Linked DNA regions of Mus musculus: all the other regions are linked to region 2. A link is a loop called in an ENCODE intact Hi-C map of the cell type or tissue named here. Cell type or tissue: gastrocnemius. All regions are shown on one strand.

What was found. Hi-C counts contacts between places; a loop is a spot of excess contacts. Peaks named below come from ENCODE experiments on the same cell type or tissue, not always from the same donor. Only the 100,000 strongest peaks of a DNase experiment are listed, where the experiment ranks them.
Region 1: a loop joins it to region 2, with 4 times the contacts of the local background. A loop is called at or near these places in 5 of 42 quality-filtered maps.
Region 3: it touches region 2 in a loop (10-fold over the local background); 10 of 42 quality-filtered maps call a loop at or near these places.

What each region holds. Positions count from the first base shown.
Region 1 is chr7:30,165,268-30,173,267 of GRCm38, reverse strand. Zfp146 (zinc finger protein 146) reads left to right here and starts at 3,527. Exons shown (of 2, transcript NM_011980.4): 1 at 3,527-3,609. Gm5113 (predicted gene 5113) reads right to left here and starts at 3,393. Exons shown (of 3, transcript NR_157376.1): 1 at 3,054-3,393. In gastrocnemius, no CTCF peak of the experiment used is centred here; DNase peaks (open chromatin) are centred at 3,135 and 3,483; H3K4me3 peaks cover 2,489 bases; H3K27ac peaks cover 2,149 bases.
Region 2 is chr7:30,008,121-30,016,120 of GRCm38, reverse strand. Zfp568 (zinc finger protein 568) reads right to left here. Exons shown (of 10, transcript NM_001167872.1): 7 at 2,232-2,281; 8 at 932-1,055. Among named protein-coding and RNA genes, the nearest start is that of Zfp568, 28 kb to the right of the region's middle. In gastrocnemius, a CTCF peak has its summit at 3,031 (motif pointing left); DNase peaks (open chromatin) are centred at 3,034, 6,264, 6,575 and 7,957; H3K4me3 peaks cover 2,004 bases; H3K27ac peaks cover 5,053 bases.
Region 3 is chr7:30,087,260-30,095,259 of GRCm38, reverse strand. Zfp566 (zinc finger protein 566) reads left to right here and starts at 4,750. Exons shown (of 4, transcript NM_152814.2): 1 at 4,750-4,972. It overlaps Zfp260 (zinc finger protein 260), which reads right to left and starts at 184. Exons shown (of 3, transcript NM_011981.4): 1 at 49-184. In gastrocnemius, CTCF peaks have their summits at 131 and 3,814 (motif pointing right); DNase peaks (open chromatin) are centred at 467, 772, 4,737, 5,685 and 1 more place; H3K4me3 peaks cover 3,089 bases; H3K27ac peaks cover 3,527 bases.

The sequences.
Region 1 (8,000 bases), 160 kb before region 2:
CTGAGAAGAGGGAGCCACCGATGGGGTTGGGGACCCATCACTCGCTCCCCGAGAGCAGACATTTTGGCATAAAGAGGACAGGTGTTCATATGTTCTGAAGGGTTAGGAGGAGTTATGGGGCTAGGAAAGATGGCTCAGCAGGTAAGGTCACCTGCTGCAAAATCTGACGACCTGAGTTTGATCCTGGGTTCCACGTGATATAAGGAGAGAACTGACTCCTGCTACCATTCTCAGTCCTCCACACTGTACAGCAGCTTGCACACCACATCACCACCACCACCACCAACCAACCAACCAACCAACTGACTAACTGCCTGCTTGCCTGCCTGCCTGCCTGCCTGAAAACAAAGTCTGGGCAGTGGTAGACAATCCCTTTAGTTCCAGCACTTGGGAGGCAGGGACAGGCAGATCTCTGTGAGTTTCAGATCTACAGAGGGAGTTCCAGACTCTACACAGAGAAACCCTGTCTCAAAAAGCCAAAACAAACAAACACATAAATAAAATGAACTTTCAAGCTACCTGATGGGCCGTGCCATTCTGATCTACTCTGACTTCTTCCGGATAAATAGAGTCCTGGAAAAGTAGGAGTTAAGCCCCCAGTACACTGACAGACTGATAGACAAGCTCAGTTCTGAATCTGAGATCTCAGGCCTGGGTAACATAGCAAGAATCTTGTGCTTGCCTGCCCGGTCCCACCATGGGAAGAAAATAAAAGAACAAGAGATACAGGTGGAAATGGCTCCAGACAGAGTGTATTTAAATCACTAGAATAACTAATGATCTTCGGTAACAGAGGGAATGCTAGGGCTGTATTACAGAGGCTCACAGATCACGTGCAAACACACACACACACACACACACACACACACACACACACACACACACACACAGAGTTAGTTCTCTGTTTGAAGCCAGCCCAGTCTACAGAGTTAGTTCCAGGATAGCCAAGGCTACACAGAGAGACCCTGTATGGTGGTTTGAATATGTTTGGCCCAGGGAATAGCACTTGTTCTTTGGTAGTGTGGCCTTGTTGGAGTAGGTGTGGCCTTGTTGGTGTAGGTGTGTCACTGTGTGTGTTGGCTTTAATACCCTCATCCTAGCTGCCTGGAAGTCAGTCTTCTCTAAGCAGCCTTCAGAAGATGATGTAGAACTTTCAGCTCCTCCTGCACCATGCCTGCCTGGATGCTGCCATGCCCCCACCTTGTTTTTGTTTTGTTTTGGCTTTTGGTTTTTTTTGAGACAGGGTTTCTCTGTATAGCCTTGGCTGTCCTGGAATTCACTTTGTAGACCAGGCTGGCCTCGAACTCAGAAATCTGCCTGCCTCTGCCTCCCAAGTGCTGAGATTAAAGGTGTGCGCCACTACCACCCAGCTCCCCACCTTAATGATAATGGATTGAACCTTTGAACCTGTAAGCCAGCCCTATGAAATATTGTCCTTATAAGAGTTGCCTTGGTGCCTGTTCACAGCAGTAGAACCCTAACCAAGACACCCTTTCATGAAAAAAACCCTCTCCTCCCTCAAAAAAAAAAAAAAAAAAAAAAAAAGGTTCAGGGAAAGGAGAATAAAATGGGATGCTTTTTGAATTTGGCTTTGGACAGTCAATAGTTAACTACTGAGCTGTATAGTCTTGGCTCAGCATCATCCTCTTAGAAAAGGGTTGGAAGAAAGGAAACATGAGTGAGCAGGGTACTTTTGGATAGCTGTTCTTCTATCCTGGTGTTCAGGGGATGGAGGTCAGACATGGCTGGGCACTCAGTCCAAACTCAGTGTCACCTTGTAAAACTGAGGTCACTATTGTCCAGGGCCAGAATCTGCCCAAACTTTACGGCACCTGCTGGGGCCAAAACAGTAGTCACAGACCCACTACATTTGGCTGCTGCAAGATATGTCACATGAAAACATCCACACACCAACTCTTCACTTTCTAAGAAACAAATTTTTAATAATTTATTTTATTTTTATTGTATGTACATTGGTGTTTTGCCTGCATGTATGCTTGTATGAGGGAGTCGGATCCCCTGGAACAAGAGTTACAGACAGCTGTGAGCTGCCACATGGGTGCTGAAACCTGGTCCTCTGGAAGTCCAGCCAGTCCTCTTAACCACTGAGTCATCTCTCCAGCCCTAGAAATAATTTTTTTAACTTTGTGTGTGTGCACATATTCAGGTATGTGTGTGCAATGCCATTTTTGTGGAGGGCAGAGTAGAGTCTTGGGTGTTGGTTCTAGCCTTCTACCTTGTAGTCTGATCACTGCTACACACTCCCAGCTAGTTCATCTGAGAGGTTTTGGAAATGCTTGTCTCTGAATTCTGTAGGAGCTTGGATTACAGGATAATTACAAACACAGTATGACAACTGACTTGTGCCACAAGAACTTTACCCACCTAGGCATCCCAGTCAGTTTGCTTGCCACTGTGGTACAATCACTTCCCTAACATCCCTAAAGGTCCTCCTTACATAGTCACAATCACACATGGTGGCACGCAGAAGGCACAGTACTCTGCATCATCCAGCCATAACTGAACATTCACTCAGGGGCCAGTCACTCTTTAGCAAAGATAGTCCACACCCGCATACACACAGTATTACACACTGTCACAAAGTCCTCCTCCTTCTTTCTCCCTTCTCTCCAAGAACACAAGGATACTCACGCACTGCCGACGCAGAGCCACGGACACAGAACACTGCACACAGTACTACACAAGGTCACTTAACCCAGAGATACACAGTCACAGCTACAACTATATCCACACAACCCCAGGAATAAAGGTTATCGAGCACACAACACACTACAGGACCACGGGATACCACTTCCACAACCACAAGATCCCGGAACACATAACATCACATATGTTTGCACAGCAACAATCAGATATACACCTTGGAGACAGGTGATTACAACAGCACACTACTTGTAAGCACTGACAACCGGTCACCACCACAATCAAAACCACAATTAGAATCCCGCAGCCCAGTCCTGCTTCAGCGTGCACAACCCCGTTCAGGACACGCCTGTTCCCCACCCCCGTTCAGTACTCCCCAGACCATTTACCTTGGGTCTCAGTAGAAGGCGCGCGCATCCTGCTTCAGCCAAAGGTAAAGGTTTCATCAAAGTTGAGCTACAATGTCAGCTCGCTATGGACTCTGGGAAACGTAGTCCATAGCCACATCAGCCCCGGACAAAGATGGTGTCCTTTCACCTTGGGGTCTGGGCTCAGTGTATTATTGAGACGCCGCCCGTGAAGTACCAAAGAGGAAGTCCCCACTCCAAACATCTTACCAGGCGTGAGCTTATTTGGGTCCAAGTGACAACAATCTACTCTAAGAAACCCCAAATCACAAGAGGCGGCCAGGTTTGTGCGTGGGAGACGGATAAGCAACCCGCAGTGCCTTGTGGGAAGTGTAGTCCAAAGTCGTAAAAGCAGTATTGCTGATAATAGACAACAGCCTGGCTAGGCTTCAGTGAACAAGCCCTGAGATGTCGCGGAGACTTCTGGGAGTGCTCACTCACTCCCTGAGTGCGCAGACGCAGGGGCAGCGAGTGGACATTTTGGTCTTTGTCCGCGGGTCAGCACGGCCGTCGTGTCCACGTGGCGCCAAAGTAGGAGGTGGGATCTGGGCGTCCTGGGTCGGTGGGTTCGGGAGGTTGGAGGGCAGTGTTTCCGATCTTTGGAGGTGTAGCGCGGGGTTCAGGGAGTGGGCTGAAGAGCATTGGATCTTGGTGAAGGCGGAGGTGGGGGCCTCTGAGGAAAGCTTGAGCGTTTGAGACCGAATTTGACTGCAAAGTTTGACCCACTATTTGGAATGATTGAGTGGGTGTGGAGCTGGGTGTAGGATTGTGGGTGGCTATGCTTCACGAGGCAATGAGGAGACCCATGTTGAAGTATCACGTCTGCGCGGTAGTTCCCGAGTCGAAAGTGCTGATAATTATAACGGGGCCATCTTCCCGAAGAGCATCCGTTTTATTTGATTACTTGAAAGGTGGGATGAAGCTAAGGGTTAAATACTTTTAAAACTGTATTTATTGATGGTGAGTTTTATACGCAAATGCATTTCGTGATATGTGCAGAAAGCCTTAGTAAACATGTTTAGATTTTAAAAGACGATCTGTGTACTAAAACGCGGTTGTTTATGAATGGAGGTAGAATACAGATTACTCTGTCATGCTTAATTAAGGAAACATTTGGTTTGGAATTGTTTGTCCCGGGGGTGCCAGCCATAGACTTCATTTCTGATTTTTGAGGTACTTTAATAGAGCTGTTAGGCAAATTCGAGTTTCGGTTTGAAGAGCGTCATTTCACTAAAAACCCAGGATTAAGGGGTCTAATTTAGATTTAGGTTAGGCACAGTTCCTCATTTAAAGCATATATATATATATATATATATATATACATTTATTTGTGTGGGCATGCTTGCCACAGTCGGTTCTGTCCTCCATCATGTGGGTTTAGGGTCGGAATCCAGGTTGTCAGCCTTGGAAGCAAAGCGCCTTTGCACACCCCCCCCCCCAAGCTCTCTCACTGGTCCATGTTTTTAGTTTTTTGAAAAAAACTTAGTGATTACTGTGCTATATCGTAGATGTCATAACTCCTTCACGAGTACAGTTCTGTGAATTGTGTAGCACATGTGAAAAACTACTTCTCCCTGCTGTGGCAGTCATTAAAGACATCCGCAGCTTTGGCTTTTCTCCTAATGGTAAAAGTTAAGCAGTACCTGATTAAGATTTGCAAGTGGGTAGCTTTCAAATTTATGAATAGCTGCCACTAGTTGATACATTGTAAAAACAAAAAACAAAAAAACGAAACAAAAGTAGTTTTTTAAATATCACTGAAGCTGGACACATACACACCTTTAATTCCCAACACTTGGGAGGCAGAGGCAGTTGGATCTCAGAGTTTCAGGACCCCTTAACTACACAGAGAAACCCTGTCTTGAAGAACAAAAACAAAATGACAAGAAATCCCCCAAAGAAAAGCAGCTAGAATGTGAGGGTTTGCTTGTTGCAATTTTTTGGAGGTAATGTGTATTGACTCTTGACTGGGCTATATCCCTAGCCCACAGTTCTGGAAATTGATGCTACAAATGTATCTACTATGTTTGAGTGAAACAATACAGACACAAGTTTGCTCGTGACAGCAAAGTTTAGCCTAGAAAAGTATTAGAAACATTTCATGCTCATCCATTAAAGGATGGTTCGGTTGACCTATGATAATAAGCTTATCCAGTGGTCGTGCAGAAGAATGAGGAGGGAGCTTTATATAGACACTGAAAGGTCTCAGACATAGTAGGACAAGGTTCAGAATATAGACTTGTCAGGAATAAGGTAGCTGTCTTTGAATTTCTTTCTATTGGGGAAAAAGCTTCAGGATAGATAGATGTGTGTGTATACACACACACACACACACAGAATGATTGTTACTGTGGGATAGGGGGTACTAGAATGGATAGGCCAAAGGCAAGTAACCCCATTTACTTTATAACTTACACATATGAGTGTAGTATATGTTCTAAAGTCAGCTTCTTAAATCATTTATTTATGTTTGTGCCTGTGTAAGTTTGGGCACCAGCAGAGTCTTGAAACCTCAAAACCCTCCCCTAGTGACACGCCTCCTCAGACAAGACCTTACCTCCTAATTCTTCCCATAGAGTCCTGCCAACAGGGGACCAGTTATTGAAATACATGAGCCCATGAGCTATTCTCTTTCCACCAACTACAGGAATGTAAAGTTCCATTACACTTAGCTACTGAATGTGAATTCAGCCAACTTACCATATTTTCACTTGCACTAATTTACCATTTTTTTCTGAGATCAGCTGACTGTCATCCTGGTTACCCTGTATAGCTTAGCTTTGCAGACAGATTGGCCTTGAACTTGTTGCAGTCCTTCCACCTCTGCCTCCGGGGTGCTTAGATTACAGGGTTGTGCCGCCATGCTCGGCAGTGTATAGTGTTCGCCTGTTCCCTGTGCTGTTTTCCTAAAAGGAAGTCTAACATGGTCACTTTGTCAGCTGATGCAGGTCTAGAGGCAGAGCTCCACAGTCAACTGCAGCAGCCTGAGCAGTTCCTTATTGTTTTAGGAACCATGACTCAGGTGACTCCAACTTAGAAAATATTCTGCGATTTTTGAGATTGTATTTTAATTACATTTCTCCCTTCCCTTTCCTCGATTTATCTGAACATGTGTGCTCTCTCGAGTGACACATCATGCATAAGGCACTCAGGACAACTTGAAGGAGCTGGTTCTCTTTCCACTATGGTGGTAGAAAGATTAAACTCAGTATTTCAGTATCCACCTCTACTTGGTGATTTTTGCCTGCCCCAAAGTTGGAGTTTATTAAAGTTTTTAGGGACAGGGTATTATTTAGCACAGGCTGGCTTTTAACTGGCTATGTGGTAGCTATGGCTGATCTGTCTCTACTTCCAGACCTGTAGAGTTACCGGTGTGTGCCAACACAACCAATTTCGGTGGCGCTAGGGATTGAACTCACGGCTTCTGATAAGCTAGGCGAGCAGTCTTCCATTTGAGACACACGTCCTCGTCCTGAAGATACCTTAACACAGACTTAAAATCATAAGGGTCAAGAGGCGTGAGGGCACCCAGAAAGGAAGGCGTCCCATAGCACGTGCGTGGGCTTGTCAAAGAAGAGCGGCACTTGACTGTCTCGGCAGGAGTCACAGACGTTCCTGTAGATTAGGAGCTATTATCTTCAAAAGATTGCTAAGGAACTTCACAGGGTGTTTACTGAGGTGCACCTGGTGTGCTTCTGTATAATCAATCAATCAATCAATCAATCTTGAAAATAAAATAAAACTCCCTCACAGGGCTGCAGTAACTTAGGAGAGCTTCTCTGTAAACAAGTTAACAGTCTGATTTACGATTCCCAAAATCCCTACCAAGGTTATATACATTTAGGCCTTGAGGTTGGCTCATTGTTATTAGTATGGAAACTACCCAGGGTCCGGAGACTGGTTCATTTCAGTAAAGTGCCTGTCATGACAGTGTGAGGGCCTTAATTCAGGACCCCCCCCCCCCCCCCGTACAGCATTAATACAGCATTCCTGTAATAATCCAGGCATGCTGGCACCCTCAGCCTGCTCCTGCCTCAGATCATGAGTAACTGGGATGATAGGCTTACTTTTTTTCTCTCTCTTTCTTTCCTTTTTTCATGTAAATTTTAGGATTGGCTTATCTAGTTCTGAGGAATGGAGAATGCCCCCCTAAAATTTTCTATTGAGATTGTATTACGTTTACAAAATAATTTAGAGGAAAGCAGCATCTTTGTGATGTTAGACACTCCGATCCGTGAGCATGTGCTTTGTTCAGGTGGCATTTGGGGTCTTAAATGTTTACATTAAAAACAGCCCAAACGTTATTGTGAGTGCCAGGTGTATAGGTGGGTGCCCAGGTGCCAAGGTGCCATCTGTGAGGGCCAGAAGACAACTCAGTAAGATCTCTTCTTGCATGTGTATGTGAGTTCTAGGTTCTGACCTAGGTTGTCAGGTTTGCACAGAGGGCCATCGCAGCAACCCTGAATGTCTTTACAGAAGTTTTAGTCTATTACTACTGTTACTGTTATTCCTTCTGAGTGCTACAGTGAATGTGGCGATAGTTATTAGAATATAGGAAGCTTTGTAGTTTTTGTGTCTTGTTGTTGTTGGGTGCCCCCCCCCCCCCAAGACAGGGTTTCTCTGTGTAGCCCTGGCTGTCCTGGAGCTCACTCTGTAGACCAGGCTGGCCTTGAACTCAGAAATCCGCCTGCCTCTGCCTCCCAAGTGCTGGGATTAAAGACGTACGCCACCATGCCTGGCGCTTTTTAGCTTTTTATTAACTCTTTTCTTGGCATAGATTACTGTGTTGTTTATATTAAATAATATTGAGATGGGGACACCCTTGTGTTTATTTGGAATTTGATATAAACAGTGTGGCTGTGGCTGCTGCTGGGGATTGAGACTCCAGAGCTGCTGGGCCAAGCACTGTTGCTGAGCCACATGAGGTGC
Region 2 (8,000 bases):
AAGGAAGAGCAGTCAGTGCTCTTACCCGCTGAGCCGTCTCTGCAGCCCCGGCTTGTTTTCTAATGACAGAAAAAAGGATGTGGATTTGGACTGTGGAAATGTAATCAGCATATAATGCATGAAAATAAATCTCTGCTAATAACGACAGAGAGAGAGCGGGAGCGGGGCAGTGTATAGGGGTGGGAGGGAGAAACTGGGCCAGTAAGATGGCTCAATGGGTAAAGGCCTGGCAAAATAATTCAGTTCTTGGGACCTGGGTAAAGATGGATGGAGAGGACCCATGCCAGAGTTGTCCTCTGGCCTCTTTGTGCATGCCATCCCCCACTCCAATAACTAGAATGATAAAGAGAAATCTAATGTCTAAGGATCAAGGTGAGGGAACATTAAAGCACTGGGAGCGATGACACGCTTGTGCGTATGTGTGCAGGTGCACACGCGTAACGTCACTGATTTAACCAGAGCTTGAAACGTGTTCATGAAACACTCAGCAAACGCTTGTGGTGGTGCAGGCCAATTTCCCCAGCACCTATAAAGCTGAGGCAGGAGAATTGTCAGTTTAAGGTCACCCTGAGCTACACAGCACTTTGTCTCAAACAAAACAAATCTATCTATAGGTGCTGGAGAGATGGCTCAGCAGTTAAGAGCACTGGCTGCTCCTGAGGACTGGGGTTCACGCCTCAAAAGCCACATGGTGGCTCATGACTGTCAGTAACTCAAATTCTAGGGGACCTAATGCCCTCTTCTGGTTTCCATGGGCATGCAAGTGAAACACAGACATACATGTAGGCAAAAGACCCATACACATACTAATAATGATAATAATGATAATGATAATAATAATAATAATAATAATAATAAAGTCAACGTTCTCCATAAAGGACATGAAAATCACAGCAGGCACTTCTGAACTTCAGTGGGGGGATGCGCTTACTCAGTGACAGCAGGTTGCTGTAGTTATCCAACATCACAGCTCGGTACAGATTCCTGTGGGAATGGCGCAAGCACTCCCACTCCTCCAGAGAGAAGTAAATGACCACATCCTCGAACCTCAGATCCTGAAACCACATGCAGACACGCCATGTGAGAAACTAAGACAGAAGACATCAGAGAAGACAGTCCCCAAACACCTGCACCCTTCCACAAAGGCAGGCCAGTGTGGGAACAGAGGTGCCCATGCGGGCTCTGAACATGCCTTCTCCTTGGCCCTTTGCATCAAGTCTATGACATGGTGTTTCTCAACGGAATGTCATTGTACATGCAAGTACAGCATCCTCTGTTCCACAGCAGAACGTGCGTGTGTGTGTGTGTGTGTGTGTGTGTATGTGTGTGTGTCTGCCTGTCTGTCTGTCTGTCTTTATTAAACTTTTCTAACTGGTCACTTTTCTAAACCTAGCTGTAACTCTGTGCTTTAATTTTGTTTGTTTGTTTGTTTTTCGTTTCCTTGTGTCACCCTGGCTGTCCTGGGACTCACTCTGTAGACCAGGCTGGGGCTGTCTGGAGGAGGCGGCAGGGAACGCTGAGGATGCATGTCATCAACAGACGTCATTGTCAAGGATTTTTAAAAGCATACATGGCAGAATCAATGACATGGTCACAGCTGTGTCACAGGGTTGTGACTAGGATTGAATAAGATCACATTGGGAAGAACCTCAAGCCACCGCGACACAGCAAGTGCTTAAGCTGGTGGTTTTGGTCAGTGCCATCCTGCACTGGAAACACTTCTGGGGCCAATCATATGCATAGACAAAAGACTCCAAAATCAGTAACCACTGAGTGTCTCTGGGTGACTAATGTTCTTGATCAGTTCAATTATTATTTTTTTTCAGAAATCTTCTTTACTAATGTACATACAGAATGCAATCAAAGCTTTCCATCTTGTAGAAAAGTACACGGAAGAGGCCAGGCAGACACCCTAGGGTGTTACAACTTTTCAGCAAGAATGCCATCCCTACAGTGACCCTAGAGGGGACAACAAAGAAACTAGGCAGATATAACCTTATTCTGCTAACTGATCAGGTTCACTGCCAAGACTTTGTTCTTCTAATGAACAAAAGCCTGGGAAACGGAAGTTGTAGACTTATTTGTACAAAGCAGCCTCCCTAGACTGGTGTGGGAAAACTACTCCACGAACATGGCTTTCTCTTTTCCACACCACCTGAGTCTCCCAAGATTTTCAGCAGCATTGAGAAACCGAGAAGTTTTTCCATGAACAAAGTGGAAATGCGGCTTACCTTGGCCATGTCCTTAAAGGCAAAACTCTTCATTCTTCCTCTTGCGGCTTCTTGGAAAGAGTAAGAGGTGGGAAATGGTTAGGAAACTGTGCTCAGAGAGAGCATTCCCCTGCACCATCCCACCTATCCCAAGAGGACAAAGAGGCCCAGACCTCACTACCTTCACTTAGTAAAAAGGAGGCCTTATGACCCAGACTGGGATCCTGGGGCAGAGTCTCTGCAGCCACCGTCTTGAACAAGTCACATCTCAGCCATCTCAGACGGTGAGCAGGGCTGGGTTCGTCTGATTAGTCCCTGGCTGAGGGAGAACCTTACTCCACTGTCTTCAGCCCCAGCATTTCACAGTGAGCCCAAGTCTGGCTCGAAGACACTGCCTAAGAGTGTGTAAACTGCTGTCCTTCAGTCTTCGGCATCTACAGATGAGGATGGGAGCGCTAAGGGTTCCAGAACTCCCACCTTGAACCTAGAGCTAGCCTGAGGAACAGTAGTCACAGCACTGGAGAGCGGCATGCATGCAGAGGGTTGGAGAGTGCTGGCAGCTGTGGTCCTTTGTAACCAGGAGTTACGAAGGCTTTCTACGGTTGGGAGTACATGCCAGTCAGACTCCAGCCAGTGTAGACCCAGCTCCCAAGGACAAGAGTCCACTGTGCTCACTGGGCCACAGCTGATGCTGGGCATCATGGAGTGTCCCTTATACACACCTACTAATGTCTCTAACATAGGAGAAAGGAAGCAGAAAATGCAGCAAGCAGAGTCAAAAGGAGCTCTTTCTTCAGTGTCCCTCTTGCACCCTCTACTGACTAAGCTTAACATCACACCCGCTGTTAAGTGGCGAATCACAGTTCATGCCAAGGAGTAACTAAACCTTCAATCAGGACATAAACTGGAGTTGGCAGCCTTTCCCTCTGGCTGCCCAGTTCCTTTACAGCATCAGACACATGTTTACGCTCCCTTATGACAACTTAGCTCTTCAGTCCTACCTAGGAACTTGAAGCTAAGCAAATGAGAAGATGCACAATCCTAACAGTTGGCTATCAACACTAACTGGCTAATTAGTGGCTGTATTAATTACTTTTCAAATTTAGGTGCACTACACTTAACACTCTATGACCTAAAGAATATGTTATAGCTGGGTGTCTGGTGCATGCCCTTAATCCCAGCACTTGGGAGGCAGAGGCAGGCCGATTTCTGAGTTCGAGGCCAGCCTGGTCTACAGAGTGAGTTCCAGGACAGCCAGGGCTACACAGAGAAACCCTGTCTCGAAAAACCAACAAAGGAACCCCCCACAAACAACAACAACAAAAAGAAAAAGAAAAACAAAAACAAAAAAAGAAAAACATGGCTGGCGAGATGGCTCAGTGGTTAAGAGTGCCGACTGCCCTTCCAAAGGTCCTGAGTTTAAATCCCAGCAACCACATGGTGGCTCACAACCATCCCTAACGAAATCTGATGCCCTCTTCTGGAGTATCTGAGGACAGCTATAGTGCACTTACATATAATAAAGAAATAAATCTTAAAAAAAAGAAAAAAGTTCTAAAAATCTGTATATAAAATAAAAATTTAAAAAACAAAGATAATATATAAACACATGTAATAAGATAAAATATACAAAGTTAATAGCAGCCTTTACATCTGTAATGGATACACATTATGCTTAAAGCCTGTAGCTTCCTTTTTCTTTTCTTTTTTTTTTTAAATAGGTATTTTCCTCATTTACATTTCCAATGCTATCCCAAAAGTCCCCCATACCCTCCCCCCCACTCCCCTACCCACCCACTCCCGCTTTTTGGCCCTGGCGTTCCCCTGTACTGGGGCATATAAAGTTTGCAAGTCCAATGGGCCTCTCTTTCCAGTGATGGCCGACTAGGTCATCTTCTGATTCATATGCAGCTAGAGTCAAGAACTCAGGGGTACTGCTTAGTTCATATTGTTGTTCCACCTATAGGGTTGTAGCTTCCTTTTCAAGAATGTATTTATTCTCTACCACTGTACTTCAACATTCTGGGCTTCTACAGGCATTTAAAGGACCAACCAGTCCTTATGTTTTACAAGCAGGGTGGCCTAAATCTTCATTCCGGAGGTCAGATTCCTCAGTCACCTCCCCTGTCCCCCCTTTCAGTGCTGCCATGTCCCACCAAGTCACCCAGACTGAGCAAGAGCCAGCCAGAGCTCTACACCCCTACTGCCTCGTGCAGCTACAAGCCAGGTTTTCATGAAGTCACAATCATTCCAACCAGTAAGCTGTATTTCTGCCAATTTTTAATCTCCCCCTAGTCTGAGTTCTGTGAGCTACTTGAGCAAAGTAACTGAGTCTGAGGAAAGGGTATGTGTACCTCAACTTACAGCCAGCTGAACAAAATTTAAAAACCACTGGAGCTTCTGAGATGGGGACAGCATCAGAACTCATCCCTGCCTACCCCCCTTTCTTGTTATTTTCTGTCCTGTAACTCTTTCTGTAGACCAGACTGGCCTCAAACTCACAGAGATCCCCCTCCACCTCCCCCTCCCTCCTGAGTACCGAGACTAAAGGTGTGCGCTACCACTGTTCCAGCCTTCTGGAGACTAAGCTGAGAGTGGAATTTTCTGGGAAATCCCAGTACTGGGTCAGTGTCCTCCCGGCTTGCATAAGAAACTATTGTCTTTAATCTAAGGACATGTATTCTGCCTTGGTTTACCATCTGTGACATTTGTCATATACTAGGAAGAGTTAAAGATTCATGAAGATTGTTTGTTAGCCTTCTCAAGTGGATCTAATTAATTAGCCATGTTCTCTGTGTTTGGAAATCCCGTTTCCTGCTCCTTTCCCACGCTGGTGGGAGTGAACACTTGCTGCGCAGCCAGAGCCTGCCTCCAGAAAAGCAAGCTTAGGAACCCGCCATGCTCCTCCTGGTGTGAGAAACCCGCCACGCCTCCACTTGCAGCTCCCTTGGCCAGACTAGGGGACAAACAAGTACCAAGTTCTCAGTCCCTCAAACTGCCCATCCTCACTCACATGGCCCTGGGACAGCCTAACTCCCTCTGTCTGAATCTCCTTAGTCGTCCTGCAGTGCCTAGTAGCAAGAGCGGAAACCCTAAGTGCATCTAAGTCCCATTTCTAGCTGGAAGTAGAAGCTACTTCAGCAGCTGCTTCCAAAGTGTAACTGATTGCCTATTCCCATGTCACTGTCTAGGGTGACTCACTGTCCACTGACATAATTTAAATTTTAGGGTTAGGAAGCTAGCAGACATCAGCAGGCGTGGAGACCCCTCCCCCATGGCACCCTTCTCCGCTAGGATTTCCCACACTAGAGACTGTCCTAAGACTTCTTGGATAAGTCTTTATCCACCTCTGCCCAGCAGGAAAAGAACTACTCAATCCGCAAGTGTCTCCCCTCCCTCTCCTGTCATCTGGCTAAAGAAAAAAGAAAAAAACCAAAACACAAAAACAAAAAAACAAACCACCACCACCAATAACAACAACAAAAAAACCCCAAACCCTCAAGAATGTTAGCTGGGGCCCGCCAGTGTCTAAAGGTCCTCTACAAACTTGTTTTTCTAGATTCCTGCTCGTCCCCACTTCCAGGCTAACACTGCCTCCAGGTCACAGAGACAGCTTCACTGAAACTACTGATAACCATCCATCAGACATGTGTCACAGAATCTCCCCTTCTTCTGAGACTGACAAAAGGGACAGACTGCCATGCTGTGACATGGGCTGAGCGCTCCCCATCGTGTTGGTGTCTGTCTGCTCCTCTATGATGTTAGTAACTTTTAATAAATCTCATACATAAGAAGAAGAGAACAAGACATCGTGAATCATGCGGAAGAAATCTAAAACAGTGGTGGGAAACCACCACTCTTCCGCCCAGCTCACTAACAGAGACTATACTGGGCATACTTGGTACATGTAAATGGCTTTTGTGTTGCTCAGTTGTTAAATTTAGTTGGAGCAGAAGCAGCGCCAGTTAGTTACATGGGAACAGCGTCAGTCATGCTCCTGAGGCAGCTGCTGAAGCTCCCCGTGGGTCTGGCACAGGCGCTTTGCGCAGCTGGCACCATCTGTTATCTGCTGGTGCAGTCATCCGTCAAAATTACCACTGTGACCCGCATTTCCACGGCTCGCTGCGCTAAGCAAGGAAACTATTAGGATGGAATTAACAGCACTACAAATGATGAGTTTTCATAAACATACACCTCACGTTACCCAGCGACCCTTGCCTCTCTGTTCATCTAGTCAGGAGAGACGAAATGCTTCTCTGCATGAGGTGGATGCTCTGGTTGCTTCCTTGCTGACAGCCCCCAAACTGGAAGCTGTTGGGCTATTCCCCGACAGGTGGCTGGATAAGTTAGTTGTGGGAACACTGCTAATAAAAAGAAGCTACTGAGACAGCAGTGTGGCGAAAGCTCCCAGGATCTGAGCAAACAAAGGCAGCTGCCGCCGACGGTGCCCGATTCCACTTATGTGAAGGGCTAGAATGTGCAAACTAATCCAGGATGGAAGTTAGAACTGGTGACTTTAGATTGGAGTCTTCCGAGGAAAGGGGCAGAGGACACTGCTGGGAAGTGGACTAGACATTCTATTATCTCTTCTAAAGTAGACACATATGTCTGTGTGCAAATTTATCAAGATGCAGACTTAGGACTATGTAAATGCTTTCATTTTTAAAAAGGAAAATTTTAGTCTTTAAAGAAGATAGTATAGTTTCTGGAGTCCAGGATTGGTAAGGAACTAAGAGGAGAGAGGATGACAGCCTGACCTATGGAGACTATTTCAGAGCAAAAGTAGAGAGCAGCTAACAGGCTGACTTCTTGTTTTGTGTGTACAAAGCTTGGACGCCGCTGCATCTTCTCAGACTCACCCAAACAGTGCGGCCCAGGAGAAACTATCCCTCTCAGTTCTGCGACACGGGCAGACACGAGCCTCACACCAGACTAGAGCAGATACAGGCAGACATGAGAGTCACACCAGACTAGAGCAGAAGCCACAGAACACAAGGCATGGGGTAAAAACCCCACACCAGTGCTGATGCGTTCCTAGCCGGCATCCCTATGCAATGCTGAGTCCCAGTCTCAGGAGAGCGCTGCCACACACTTTCAGGAGTTTCTTTTTATATATAAACAAATTGGATTTTATTTAAAATATAAGGGGTTGTTATCCATTTTGGTTAATAAAGTTGGCCTGTAGTGTTTTAACAGGATTTAGTGCGATCACACAGATTGGCATGCCAAGGGCATTTTGAAAGCTAAATACAAGAATCAAGAGATTGCTTAGTCTGTGTGGCTGAAACATTACACCCAGCAACTTCCCTCCCTTTCTCTACAAACCCTCAGGCAATTCCACAGTTGCATCTGGCAGTTCAAGTTTCAACATTTCAACGCAGAAGGGTTGAGGGGAAGCTGGAAAAAAAAAGCATAAAATGCAAACTGTAACTGACAGAGGCAGCTGCCACTTGTGGCAGGCCAGAGACTCGACTGTGTCAGTTTTTTCTTCACAGTTGCCCTGACATCTTCCCAAGTGGACTGTGGTCACTACATTCTTGAGCAAATGTACCCAAGAGTCAGGATGGAGAAGGCTGAAGAGCAGAATATACTGTGCATCTGCTCCTAAGTGGTACATGTGACTAAGACCAAACCCAGAGACCATGGATAGCCTGCAAACTGGCAAGTAGAAAGGTGGAGGATGGTACCACAGGCATTGGAGAGCACCCATTTCCTCCTGTCCAGCGCAGCACCCTGAGCGACAGCACCTGTTGCCCTACCCTGGCAACAAAGCACAGCAAACACATGCCA
Region 3 (8,000 bases), 79 kb before region 2:
CTCAGTCTGGGAAAATCCCGGTCCTACAGACCCCGAAATCAAACTCACCCAGACAAAGGCGACGATGGCGAGCCACGAAGCCTGCGCCTGCGCACTCCTTCAGTGAGCTAGCACTCCCAGAGGTCTCTGCCCACCAGGGCTCTGAACTAGAGGATCTTTTTCCATTCTAGTCTCTCTCTTTCGCTCTCTTTTTAACTGTGAACTACATTTCCCAGAAGTCTCAGGGGTTCTAGTTAATTTCCCCTCCACTCTCCCGAGAACTTTTCCCAGTGGATAAGTAGTAAAAGGTTGGAACTCAGATACTACCACTTTTACACTGTGTTACCGCAAAGGACAATGGTGTGCCAAGGTGTGTAATGAGTGCAGCTTAAACTCACAGAATAGGCTTTTCCTTGCCTCCAGGGCGAGATTCCCAGTAAGGCGCAATCCTCTGGGTTTTACGGGAGAGGACGCCATCTTGGCCACCGTGGCGCACTGCTGAACTACATTTCCCAGAAGGCATCTCAGGCTGATAGTTGGCAGCTCTGCAGAGAGTTGTATCAGACTCTGGTGTTAAGGAAGCGATTGCTACAGTATCACAAACTGAAGCCAGGCTGGAATTGAGACTGATAATTGGGTTCAGACTAAACAATCAGGAAAATGAACTATTGTGAAATTGTAATTTTTGTAGCCGTATGTCCTAGGGTTGTGACAGTGTGTAACAATGTGGAAAGCAGTATGCAGGTGAGTTGTGGGGTCCTGTGGGAGGTTTGTTAATGCGTTACCTGAGTGTTAGGTCCCAAAACTGGGGCAAATGGCTGAGATGCCTGTTAACATATCAAAGCAGCTGATGGCCTGGTGAAGGTGTTACAGCTCTAAAGGGAAAGCTATCCTACAGTTGGGAGCCAAGGAATACCACAAAGTCACACCCTACAGCAAACCTCGGGAGAGATGTATTAGGAAAGCCTCAAGAAGTTGGGTGCCTTTGCTTGGGAGAGAATCAACAAAGAACAGAACAGGAGGCAGGCATTATATAGGGTTTGGGGGGAAAGGAGGCGGGGCTTCCAGGGCGGCCTGGGATTCTTCCCCCCGCCCCCGCCCTTTTTTCCTCTATAGAGTGGATCTTGTCTGTATCTCAAGGGGCTGGAAACAGCCTTCTCAGTGGTAGAACAGTCTAGAAGGCTGGCCCTGAATACTCTTGCACATCAAGGGACTGGGCCAGGCCATTAGATTAGTATAGAGGTGGGGCCTGGCTACCTGTGCTTGTCCTGGGCTACCCTGCCTCCTACCCTGAAATCTCCCACCAGAGTTGGGCTGTCCCTTCCCCAGCTTCTCTTCCCTATATAATCTAGCCCGTTTGACCTCTTGTCCACCATGCTTGGTTTTCTGCTCTCCTGACCTCTAGGCTTCTGCCTCTCTCCTTATCAAACAGCCCAGTGTGAAACCAAAAAGGTGCCACCGTGAACTGTGAGCTAAATTCTTGATCCTGGAATATATGACTGTCCTTATGGCTTACCAATATGTCTTACCAGATACCTTCCCAGGTACCCTTTTACATGATACATTCCCACACCCACCCCACACACAGCCTTGAGCCCAGCCCCCCCTTCTGTCCAGATTTTTAACAGCCAGTTATAGCTACAGCTTTATTTATTTATTTATTTATTTATTTAATTGTATGTGAGTACATTGTTGCTCTCTTCAGACATACCGGAAGAGGACATCAGATCCCATTACAGATGGTTGTGAGTTGCTGGGAATTGAATTCAGGAATTCTGGAAGAGCAGTCGGTGCTCTTAACTGCTAAGCCATCTCTCCAGCTCTCTACACCTATTTTCTATCAACCCTAACCCTTCCCCATAAAAGGGACTCCAAGAGCCAATAAGAAGCAGCTCTCTGAAACCCTGACTTCAGGAGAGGCAGCCTACTTGCGGGCTTAGATTTTTTTTTTTTTCAAAACCTACTTTATTTAGGGTTCTTAAACACTTCAACTTCCCTTCTAATCCACCGACCAGAAGCAAGGGAGAAAGGTTAATAGGAAAAGGGAGTCACAGACCCATTTAGAAGTAGTTTCTCGGGGCAATCCCACTCTTCCTTGTCAGGATTCCAGCAGTCCAGGCCAATAGCAAACACCAAAAATGAATCAGTAGTGGCGGCAAGATCCAGCAGAAACTGCAACTGGCCCAAATCAGAGGGAGCAGCCAGGAGCAGCCGGAATACCACGAGAAGTTCTTTGGTGCATTTCTCTCGACAAAGTGAAGACCAGCGAAGCTTTGTACGGAATAGGAATGCAAGAGCATCCTCTCACTGTTTGTGGGGTTCCATTTATGTTCTTTCTAAACATTATGTGCCTTCTGAAGAGTCTGGTTTCAGCAAAACATCACGTGCCCTCTCATAAGGGAGCTTCCGGAAAAACATCACCTGGCACAATTGAGTCGTCAGAGAAACCAGAAAGTCCCACCTCACAGCAAACACTTTACCAACTCAGCTACCTCTCTGGCAGTCTTTTACAATTTTGTTTTGTATTTATTTCTTTGAGACGAGCTCAAATAGCCAAGCCTGGCCTCAAAGCCCTGCATAGCCTTGAACTCCTGATGCCCCTTATACGTTTAGGAATTATAGTTGTGTCTTACTTTTTTTTTACTTTTTTTTTTTTTCCAGACAGGGTTTCTCTGTAGCCCTGGCTGTCCTGGAACTCACTCTGTAGACCATGCTGGCCTCAAACTCAGAAATCTGCCTGCCTCTGCCTCCCAAGTGCTGGGATTAAAGGCATGTGCCACCACTGCCTGGCTCATTATTAGTATTCTAATTTTAGGAGTCCAGTGATTCCAATCAGAATGGTCTTCTAAAACTTATGAACTGTATTGAGATAATATTAGCAATATAAAGGTTTGCAATTAACAGGCAAAAATATCTTTGGTATATAGATAATTTGTAGAATGTACATAGCCTAACATGGCCTTAAATTCCCTATGTAGCCCAAGCTGGCCTCAAGTTTCTTCTGGTCCACTTACCCCGTAGCCCAGTGCAGGGTTCCAGACATCATTATGCCAACCCAAGCTCTTTGTTGATAAGATTGTCTAAACTTGAGGTCAGAACAGAATATTGAATCTAGAAACATGAATGAATTCACGGAGCATTGGTAATTTATTGTGGCAGTATCCCAGGTCAGTGGGAAAATCGTGGATGACTGAAAAAACAGTATCAGGATAATATAATAGTGTGGGAAATTAATAGGTGGCTGATGTCATCATTGGTTTAGGAATTACAATGTCTCTGCAGAAAACAGAGAGAGACAGAGAGGCAGAGACAGAGAGAGAGACAGACAGAGAGAGAGACAGAGACACACTGAGCCTGGTATGGGCTTTTGAAACCTCAAAGCCCACCCTCCAATAATAACACACCTCCTCTAACATGGCCATATCCCCTAACCCATCCCAGGCAGTTCCATAAACTAATGACTAAGCATTCAAATGTATGAGCCTATGAGCCAGCTCATTCAAATCTCCGCACCCAGCAATCCCAAACTTCACTTCCCTCTAACATGCCTGGTTAGTATACCCGTTATCATTGGGGTAGTCTACCGGCAGCTCTCCCTCAGCTCCATTCTATTCTGGGTAACTTCATATCCTTATAAGATCTTCATGTCTTTATAGTATCTATTTCGTTAGGACTGTGGCAGCTTTGCAATTAACAGAGAAGTGAGGTAAGCCGTGTTGTCCCTATTTTCTGAAGAGAAAATCTTGATTTATACAGAGATGTAGTCTTTTAACTTCAATGTCGTTTTAAAAGATTTAATGTGAGTGCTCTGCTGCATATACATCTGTAGGCCAGAAGAGGGCATCATATCCTCTTATAGATGATTGTGAGCCACTATGTGGTGGCTGGGTATTGAACTCAGGTCCTCTGGAAGAGAAGCCAGTGCTCTTAATCGCTGAGTCATCTCTCTAGCCCCAACTTTAATGTCTTTTTCAGACCGACTGACTTGTTATCTCCTGGACTAGGTATATTTATTGGTTATGGAAATCACTTCAAAGGAAGATGCTTTCTCCAAGTGTTCCACTGTAGTTTTTAATGTAACTACCTCTCAGTAGCCAGGGATGACCCTGATCCTCCTGCTCCTCCTGCGGGCTAGCATTAGAAGCATGTGGGAATCCAAGGTGTGGTCCTGGTATCCACCCTTTCAACCTACAGGACCTGCTAATGAGTACCAAGCCAAATGCATGTCCAGAACAAGTCACACATCTGCGGAGGAGATCTGTTCCTGCACACTTCTGGGGCGGGGGGAAACTCGGCCGCTAGAGGTGGCCAAGCAAAGGCTTAGCTCTCTGAGAAATTGAGATAACTTTCCCCCTTCAATATATTTTTTTTCGTATTGCACTGAATTATATTACTAGAAGTCTCAGCCGCATGATTATGCTTACTATGCAAATCACACTCCGCCCCCTACCAGTTCTCCGCCCCTTTCCTGATGCAGTCTATCCTCTACAGATAATACCAAAAGTCCGGGAAATCAACAGATTCCTAACTTTTTTGAATGATTTTAAATGCAGTAGTGGAAGCTGATATAGGGTTCCATGTATCCTGAGGATGCGTTTCTATTTGGGGTGTCCTCCGCTCGTCCACCACACTGAGGGACCGTTAGAAGCCCCGCCCATCGGGAGCCATCTTGTCTGCCGCGTTCCCTCGGACTGACTACATTTCCCAGAGGGCTCCCTGGCTTCTCGCGGGAAGATCACGCGCCTGGCGTGACTTCAGAGCTTTGCTGGCAAGAGGGGAGGTGCACTGAAGGATTGCAGGGCTTTGGCAGCTTGCAAGGAAGGCCTTTGGTGCGGAACCCGGGAGGAGGCGGGGCGAACGCCGAGGCTGGGCTTTGTGCGGCAGAGGAGTCGGAATTGTGCGGCTAATTTGTGAACAGTGATCGCGGCGCTAAGGGGCTGGACTGGTGATGAGCATCAGTTTCTGCTAACACCGTGGCGGCCACCACCCCTTGGTGAGTGGGAGGGAGCGAGCTGGGGACACGTGCGGCATTGTGTGTGGATGTGGAGAGCTGCTGACTGGGTGAGTGTTCTGTCTCTGTAGGGGCGTGCGACTGTGTGATGTTGTGACCACGTGCAGCACAGTGCAGGCGCAGATACCTGTGGATTCTGTGTGGTAAAAGTGAAGTTGTGCTTAAGTTACTTTTTGAGCCCCTAGTAGGTAGTCCTGTCTTCTCGTAGGTAGGTTTCCGATAGCCGAGTGTCTCTGTTGTGGGTCTGTGTGTGGGTTGTGAGTGTGAAGTTTTGAATGTGTATCTTGCGTGCATTCTTCTTTAGCCTTTGCTCATTTTAGAGGTTCATTTGTGAGCTATCATGCTTTTCTTTGTCTTTTACTTTGTTTATTTGGACAGCTGTGTAGGACTTCCCCGTGTTAAGTGGGATAGCGGCTTAACTGAGTCTTTGTGCTGTTTGATATTTCAGGATCTGAAGCATTTATACATCTCGACTATTAAGGGTAGCCATATGAGTATTTCCAACTGTTTTTAATGTTTACTTTTAAAAATTCACTTTACATCCTAATCTCAGCCACCCTCCTTCCTCGCTTCCCAGTCCTACCCTTACAAATCCCTCCCTCCATCTCCCCCTTACCTTGTCCTCTGGGCAGGAGAGTCCCTCTGGGTACCACCCCTCCCTGGGGCACCTAGTCCCAGCAGGTCTAGGAAGCACAATCAGGCAGTCGAAGTAGGGGGTGATCCAATGACAGGGAACAGAGATGGAGACAACCCCCGCTCCACTTCTTAGGGGGACCCACATAAACACCAAGCTCACACTTGCTACAAACGTGTAGGCGTGGGGTGGGGAGTGTGCTTAGGTCCAGCTCTTCCATGCTCCCTGGTTGGTGACCCAGGCTCTGTGAACCTCCATGCTCCCAGGTCAGTTGACTCTGGGTCTTCTTGTGGTATCCTTGACCCCTCTGGCTTGCTCACTTCTATCCCATACTCTTCCACAAGACTCCCCAAGCTCCACCTGATGAGTGTGGCTCTCTGCATCTGCCTCCATCCACTGCTGGGTGAAGTCTCTCAGGAGACAGTTATGCTAGGCTGCTGTCTGCAAGCACAAGAGTATCATTAGTAGAGTTAATTAGTTTCTCTCACATGGGATGGGTCTCAAGTTGGGGCAGTCATTGGATGACTGTTCCCTCAGTCTCTGCTCCATATTTATCCCTGCACTTTCTATAAACAAGACAAATTTTGTGTTGAAGATTTTTGGAGTGGATTGATGTCCCGTCCCCCTGCCTCTGGAAGTCTTGCCTGGGTACAGGAGGTGGCCCCATCAGTCTCTATAATTCTCCTCTAGTAGGAGTCTCAGCTAAAGTCACCCCATAGGCTCCCTGTAGCCTCTTCCTTCCCAAGGCTCTAGCTAGTCACCAGAGATGCCCCCCCTCCCACCGCTGGTTTCCATTCTCCCAGCCCTCTCTCGCCCTCCCTACTTGATCGCCATCCCTGTTCCGATCCTCACCCCCTCTCCTACCCATTTTCCTCTCTCCATACATCTCTGATGATTATTTAGTTTCCCCTTCTGAGTGGGATTCTCAAACCCTCCCTTGGACCTCCTTATTACCCAGTTTCTTCTGGTCTGTGGATCATAGCTTAGTTATCCTGCACTTTATGGCTAATGTCCACTTATCAGTGAGTACATACGGTGCATGTCTTTCTGACTCTGGGTCACCTCACTCAGGATGATGTTCTCAAGTTCCATCCATTATCTGCAAAATTCATCTGAAGTATATGGCACTTATTCATCTCATCAAATAGTAGACATTTGAGTATTTCTAACTTTTAATCTTATAAACATTCTGCCATGTCTGTTTTAATTTTTTTCTTTTGAGACAAAGTCTCACTGAATAGCCCTGGATGGCCTGGGACTTAGTCTGTATTCCAACCTGGACTTGAACTCACAGATCCACCTGCCTCTGGCTCCAGAGTGTTGGGATTAAAGGCGTGCGCCTCCACAGCAGATGTGTTATAATTACCTTTACAGTAGGATGCAGGAGCTTCAGTTCCCACACCCTCTTCTAACCCCAAAAAAGGTTTAAAATGTGATTTAAAATAAAAGATTTAATTTTAAACTATGTATGGTTGTGCAGGTCTTTGACCCCAGCACTCTGGAGTCAGAAGCAGGTAGATCTCTGTGAGTTCAATACCAGCTTGGTCAACAGAGTGAACGCCAGGACAGTCAGAGCTATGTAGAGAGACCTTTTCTCACAAAACCAGAGAGAGAGAAGCAGAGAGGTGGGAGGGAGACGTGAGTCAGTCTGTGAAGGCCTGGGTGGTCTAAGCCTCCGGCAGTGCTGTTGTCTCAGTCTCGGGAGTGCTGAGATTCAGACACTTGTATCATGATCTACCCTATACAAGAATTGTATTGTTGTGCCAGGAAGTGGTCATGAACCCCAAAAGGCCATCAGGGTCTCTTTATTACAAGCTTAGACTTGGACTCTCCTCCCTCCCAGCCTTGTCACAACAGAATCCTTGAGCCCTCAGCAGGACAAGTTTTTATAGGAAAATAGGAGCAGGGGAGGGAGGGAGGGAGGGAGGGAGGGAGGGAGGGAGGGAGGGAGGGAGGGGGTGTCCAGTCTGGCAAACATCTAATAGAAAGGCTATTAAGCCGACAGGTGGGTGCCCTGAAGCAAGACTGTAGATAATCACAAACAAGCTGAAAGTACACCCAAAATAACCAGACTAATCTTTGATTAACTGTTGCTAGGAAGTAGCTAGGGAGTAACTCTGGGGTATGGGCAAGGACAAGCCCTGGGGTCCTTCCTGGTATGTGGGTGCAGCTTGGGTTCTGCTGCAGGTCAAGTTCTCAGGCTTTTTTTTTTTCTCTTTAAGATGGAGGCTGGTTCCAAGGTGGAGTAGGTTTGGCCTCTCAGTATATCTTCATGTGTGTGCTTATGTGCCCAAGAGCCATATTGCCCAAACCCCTCCTGTCCCATTCCAGAGCCTGGCTCTCTGAAGTTAGGGATGTTGAGATATCTGTCTGTTC